Regions from separate parts of the Homo sapiens genome. Here region 1 is linked to region 2. Evidence: read pairs that join two places in POLR2A ChIA-PET (ENCODE). Cell type or tissue: MCF 10A. All regions are shown on one strand. Each heading gives the region's core, and the rest is flanking DNA. Links, peaks and the distances in the headings are about the cores only. Region 1 overlaps PPP2R5A (protein phosphatase 2 regulatory subunit B'alpha). Region 2 has its middle 22 kb from the start of LINC01740.

Region 1 (2,914 bases), core at 261-2,760, 280 kb after region 2:
CCAAGATATTAAGGACCCAGAATTCATTTACTTTAAATCAAGCTTGTCCAACCCACCTTATTTTGTTGTTGTTGTTCTGTTTCGTTTTGTTTTAGGCTTTTAGCATCCTGAAGCCATGGTTTTTAGTTTCTGTCTCTAGTGATAAGCAGAAAAGAAGGACGAGGAAGGGGCTTTACTGGCACAACCAAAAACAGAAACTAAGAACCCATGATTGTATTCTCTCCCTTGGATTCCCCTGTTTTAAATAATCCTGAACCAGTTTTAGGCATAAATATATTAAAACCAAAAAACTGGGTGAGGCAGTGATTCACATCTGTAATCCCAGCTTTTGGGAAGCCAAAGACGGAGGATCACATGAGGCCAGGAGTTCAAGACCAGCCAGGACAACATAGCGAGAACTTGTCTGTACAAGAATAAAAATAAAAAACTTAGCTGGGTGTGGCAGCACACACCTGTAGTCCTAGCTACTTGGGACAATTGCCTGAGCCCAGAAGTTTGAGGCTGCAGTAAGTTACAATTGTGCCACTACACTCCAGCCTGGGTGATAGAGCAAGACCCTGTCTCAAAAAAATATGGAAAACCAAAAAACAAAACAGAAAAGAATCAACATCTGGTAGATAGCACCAAACATCACTAAAAGCAGCACAATCTAAAGGGGAAGGAGTGACTATAAGACAACCAACATATAATTTCTTCATCAAAACACTGACTCTGTCTCTATGACCACATTATGCACAAAATACTGTATTTGGTACCATAACAGGATTTGAAAAAACAGATAATGACTCTGCTTTCACAGAAAAATTCACCATCTCATTCTGGAGAGAGAGCATCACAACATAACAACTGAAAAGCCACCCAAACAACAAATCAACTAACAGAAGTATTATTCAAACCAGTTACCAGAAAAGACAAAGACAAAATAGGAATATGGAATATAAGCAGCCCTGAGTTCTCACTGCCCTGCCTTCGATAAAAAGTTGTGGTCAAGATTAAGTTAGATGATAGACACGAAAACACTCTGGAGAAAAACATTTCTTAATGTGAAATAAAAATAAGGCATGACCAAAAACGCAGTAAAGTTCAAGAATAGTTCCTTTGTTCAATATCTTGTATTTAACATATACAATGGTAGTATCAGGCCTAGATCTTCAAGAAACAGAACAGTGTTGTGAGCATACAGAGGAAACTAGTTTTACATCCCAAAGTGGTTGAAATCATTACTTATTATCCTGAATGATGGGATTAAAATTAGGCAAACCTCTATCACATGTTCTCGATTTTACCTGCCAGCTCCAAAAATCACAGAGAAAAGAAAACTGACCACCCTACATCAAATAATAGTTGGGCTTTAATTATGGTAATGACAATAAACCAGTAGAATCATCCCATCATACCTAAACTCCAGAATCTAATGGCAGTATCTCCCCTTCAGGAAAGCAGCTAATAAGCTATAGGGGGCAGCAAAGTTAAGAGAGTGAAATGTAAATAGCAGGAGGTGAAGCCAGGGCAGGAAATGTTAATAGGCTGGGTAATGAACCATGAGTATCAGAGAGAAAAGGACGAAGTCTCAATTAATGAATTAAATCAATAGACAGACAATGCTAACCCGGTGATTCTCAATCCTGGCTGCGCGTTAGAATCACCCTGGGAGCTTTTAAAAATACTGTAAGTGGATTTTACCTTAGGCCAATTAATTTACAATCTCTTAGGGATGTGCCCAGGTATTGATTTTTTGTTTTGTTTTGTTTTGTTTTAAACTCTCCAGGTATAGGCCGGGTGCAGTGGCTCACGCCTGTAATCCCATAACTTTGGGAGGCCAAGGCAGGCAGAACACCTGGGGTCAGGAGTTCAAAACCAGCCTGACCAGCCATGGCAAAACCCCTATCTCTCCTAAAAATACAAAAATTAGCTTGGCATGGTGGTGCATGCAAGAGAATCGCTTGAACCTGGGAGGCAGAGGTGGCAGTGAGCCGAGAGATCGTGCCACTGCACTCTAGCCTGGGGACACAGCGAGACTCAGTCTGAAAAAAAATAAAATAAAATAAAATAAATGACCTCTCCAAGTATAGCCAGGATTGGGAACCACAGTGCTAAACACATAAAAACAAACTAGTCTTTATCCCCAGCTTTTTACAAAAATCTAACTTTTAAAAATGAAACACAAAAATCTAAATGTGTTATTTCTGTTAGTAAACCTGTCTTTGAAATCCAAGGCAGCAATAACTCCTTAAAGACTAATTCATCTTTGTTATTTTATCAAGAGAAAAATGTTATTCTTGCAGGTGAAAATGGCTAAACTGAAGTTGAAAGGAATGAGTCATCACTGATGCAGGAAGACAATTTAAATCTACTGTTTACATGACAGTAACATACTACAATGGTTGCATTATTTTACCAAATACATTTTATTGGATTAGCACTTTATTCAGTTAGACACTTCATAAAATAATCCACAATTAACAATCAGATAAGGTAATAAAATGGAGAGGAGGAAGAGATGATCCTAAACAGGAATTCTAAAGATGTTAAAATGGGTTTAAATAGAAAAGTTTTTCCTTTATGTGAGGACTAGCAGTGAACACTTTATTTAGCAATTTCTCTTAAGAATATCCTAAAAATGTTTTAAATTTTTTAAAAATAAATCTTCCAGAAGAGATATCTCAGAAAATAGTCCTAAAATGACTAAAATGTTATTTCCTTTTGTAAACAATTTTCTTAACATCTTCAGATGAATTTGAACTCTCCTCTAGTGCCATCCCAACTGTGTTTAGATGGAATGATAGTAACTTTGAGAAGATCTATAAACCTTAAAAGTTGAGTGAGTAGTACGGTTTTCTCTCCACAAAAAGGTTTAGCTATAGAACTTAAGATAATGTCAGTGTTCTTGTTCCACAATTACCTTAGATCACCT
Region 2 (2,914 bases), core at 322-2,821:
TACCAAATGACAGTCACCAGGAGGACACACTAAATTTGCTTTCTGGCATCATCTTCAAATATTTGGGATGGGACCACAGATCCTGACTCTCCTTAATGGCCATTTTGGATTGATTTGCCATGAATGGACTGGCTTAAATTTACTACTTGAAGTAAGCCTAACAATAATTATTAATGGGTCCAGGAGGAAGAGATCACTCAATACAAGTAGTCCACAAAAACACGCCTGAGCCCCTTAGTTCAGGGTAGGTCGATGTTTTTGGTGTGCTCTTTCTCTGGGGCTCCTTTTTCCATGATGCAAATGTGGAGCATGCAAAGGATATATACTCAAGAGACGAGGCTTAATAAAATTGTGTTGGTCATTAAAGACATTCTTAAGTAAACAGAAATATTTTTGTGTGTAATTCAGCTTGGTAGCCCCAAAATAATAACCAATTTGTTTATGAATAACTTATGTATAAGTGAATGTATAATTAGTTCATGATTTTTTTCTTAACACATTAAAAAAATTATTGACCACTCTCCATGTGAATGACACCTTGCTAGATGCAGTAACAAACCACAAGAGCAGAGCTCTGGCGTTTATAGCTTTTATCTCATTCATTAATTCTGCAAATACTTACTGAGCACCTTCTATGTGCAGGCTCTAAGTTAGAAACTGGGGCTATAATAGTCGGCAGACCCTGTCCCTACCCTACAAAAGTTCAAGGCTCTTCTTCTGACATAGGCAAAGAAAGTGTTATTAATATTCTCATTATGAGATGAGGAAATTGAGGCATTCCCATTCCAATATTCAGTTCTGGAACAGGACTGGAGCCCAGTTTTTCTCTCCTGAGGTCTAAATACTTGGCACACTGCACTCCACGGCTCTCAGAACTTTTCCCATAATAATGAGACAAAGGAGCTTTAAGAAGACATTTCCCAGTCCCCCTCCCCATGGGCTTCTGCCCCCATCTTTAAAACTGGGGGAAATGATTTTTGTCCTTGTTCCTATTTTAGAAGCAGCAGCACAACCTTAGACTATTATTATAATTATTAACACCGGTAGCATTATAAAAAATAAATAATTTGCTAAGCTCTTTAAATCCACCTTTCCCTAGAGTTGAGTAAATGGAAAATAAGCTATAAAGACATTTTTTTCCCTATAAAAAGATCAGACATCAAGGCATTCAGATAACAATGCTAGATCTGGATTGGTCCTCAGGGAACTCTTAAGTTCACCTGCCTTTCATGACATCTGAATCCTTTGCACAGAAACAGAGACAAGAGAGAAGGGCTGTTTTTCCTGAGAGCATTTTCTTATTTCTTCACTCATTGCAGCTGTTAACAGCAGCTGGTTTCTTGAGTGTGCTGAAATGCCCACTGCCGTGTAAACACTCTCTCTAACACCCTGCATTACTCATAGTTTGAAAATCACTTTGACTTCTGAAACATAATTATGTTAATGTCAGATGAGTCAGCAGGGGGACAGCATGCTGCTCCTACGGCAGCTGCACCTCCTGCCAACCTCTGAACGTCTCAGTGCCTGGGGCTTCAAAAAAAAAAAGAAAAAAGAGAGAAAGAAAGAAAAAGAAAACCCCTTTCTGTGGGCGGGAAGAGAAATTATATTTATGGCTCAAAGAACAGCTTCAAAGAAGTGGCCAATTTCGCTTTCGCTGCAACATGAAAGGAAGAGTTAAGTAAAATCGCTACCCCTAGGTTAATCTGTTTATGTGAAGAATAAACAGGAATTTGGAGACTTTCTCTAGGGAATCTGTGACTTTCCCTCAGAGATGGCTCGAGACAGGTCACTCTGGTCACTGTTCAGTTGTGATCCATTACTCGCCGTACGAGGTTTTACTTTCCCAGGAAGTGATGCCAAGCAGTGCAGGAGGTGCATCCTCTTGGGCACCAATAGGAACCAGGAGGCTGCTCAATTTTCAGGGGTCCCCAGACCCTGGATGGGCTTCCCAGCGCGTGCTTTGCTCCAGCAGCATGACCCCCTCAGACACTTTTGTGAGCTGTTTTCAGCGTCATTTATAACCTCTCAACTGTTTCCCCTTCCTCGGCTGCTGGGAAAGGAACAGGAACTGAGCAGGACAGGGCAGGAGGTTTCTATGGCACAGCTGACCGTGACCTCCACCCCCTCTATGCCCTGGTCACAGTTCAACCTGCCAGTAACCCCAAACATCACCCCTCAGCCTGCCTTACCCCACCTGCCCTGTCCAAACTCAGGGTGTTGCTTTACATCCACATTGTGCCTCTGAAAAGGCTCTCAGCTTCATCCTCACTGATGTCTCATAATAACCCATATTTTATAAATGGGAAAATTGAGTTTCAGAGAAGGGGTGTCCTTGTCCAAGGTCGCACAGCAAATGGCAGAGCCAGACACTCAAACTTGTGCCCTTTCTGGTGTGCCAACAACAGAACCACAGATCCACACTTAAAGGACAGAAGAGGACTAGTGGGGCTGGAAGAACCCCAAGTGCACATGTTTTTACAGATGAGAGGAGTAACCAAAACTTAAAGAGAAACAATGACTTGCCCAAGGTCACACAGCTTTTACTTGGCAGAACCAGCTGCCAAACAAGATCTCCTGACCCTCACTCCAGGGCTTTTCCTCTCTAACCTCTTTACTTCCTCACTCTGGACTTATTCCAGTTTAAACACAGGAAGAACCAGCTCTCCCCATATCCAGCCCATATCCAGTTAACCTATCCATGTTACACTGCTGATACAAAGCATTCTATTCCCAAAACACAAGGGCCCCAGAACAGGCAGGAATGTCAAGGAGGAGAACACACTAGAAGGAAGGGGTTAACCAACTCCAATGGCTTCCCATTATGAGTAATCAATGCCCTACATTGACTACAGCACTGACTAGTGGTATCCCCAAACCACGGTTTCATCCTGGATGAGACCGAGATGGCATCGCT

Evidence for each region. Peaks named below come from ENCODE experiments on the same cell type or tissue, not always from the same donor. Only the 100,000 strongest peaks of a DNase experiment are listed, where the experiment ranks them.
Region 1: POLR2A ChIA-PET joins it to region 2 with 10 read pairs; 3 of 35 experiments call an interaction of 5 or more read pairs at or near these places.

Annotation. Positions count from the first base shown.
Region 1 is chr1:212,290,241-212,293,154 of GRCh38, reverse strand. All of the region lies in intron 1 of PPP2R5A (protein phosphatase 2 regulatory subunit B'alpha), which reads right to left. Among named protein-coding and RNA genes, the nearest start is that of PPP2R5A, 6.3 kb to the right of the region's middle. In MCF 10A, for the core only: a CTCF peak has its summit at 1,475; DNase peaks (open chromatin) are centred at 1,474 and 2,314.
Region 2 is chr1:212,565,795-212,568,708 of GRCh38, reverse strand. It overlaps a transcript of ATF3 not described here. Among named protein-coding and RNA genes, the nearest start is that of LINC01740, 22 kb to the right of the region's middle. RefSeq lists enhancers at 1,201-1,250, 1,701-1,810. In MCF 10A, for the core only: no CTCF peak of the experiment used is centred there; a DNase peak (open chromatin) is centred at 1,418.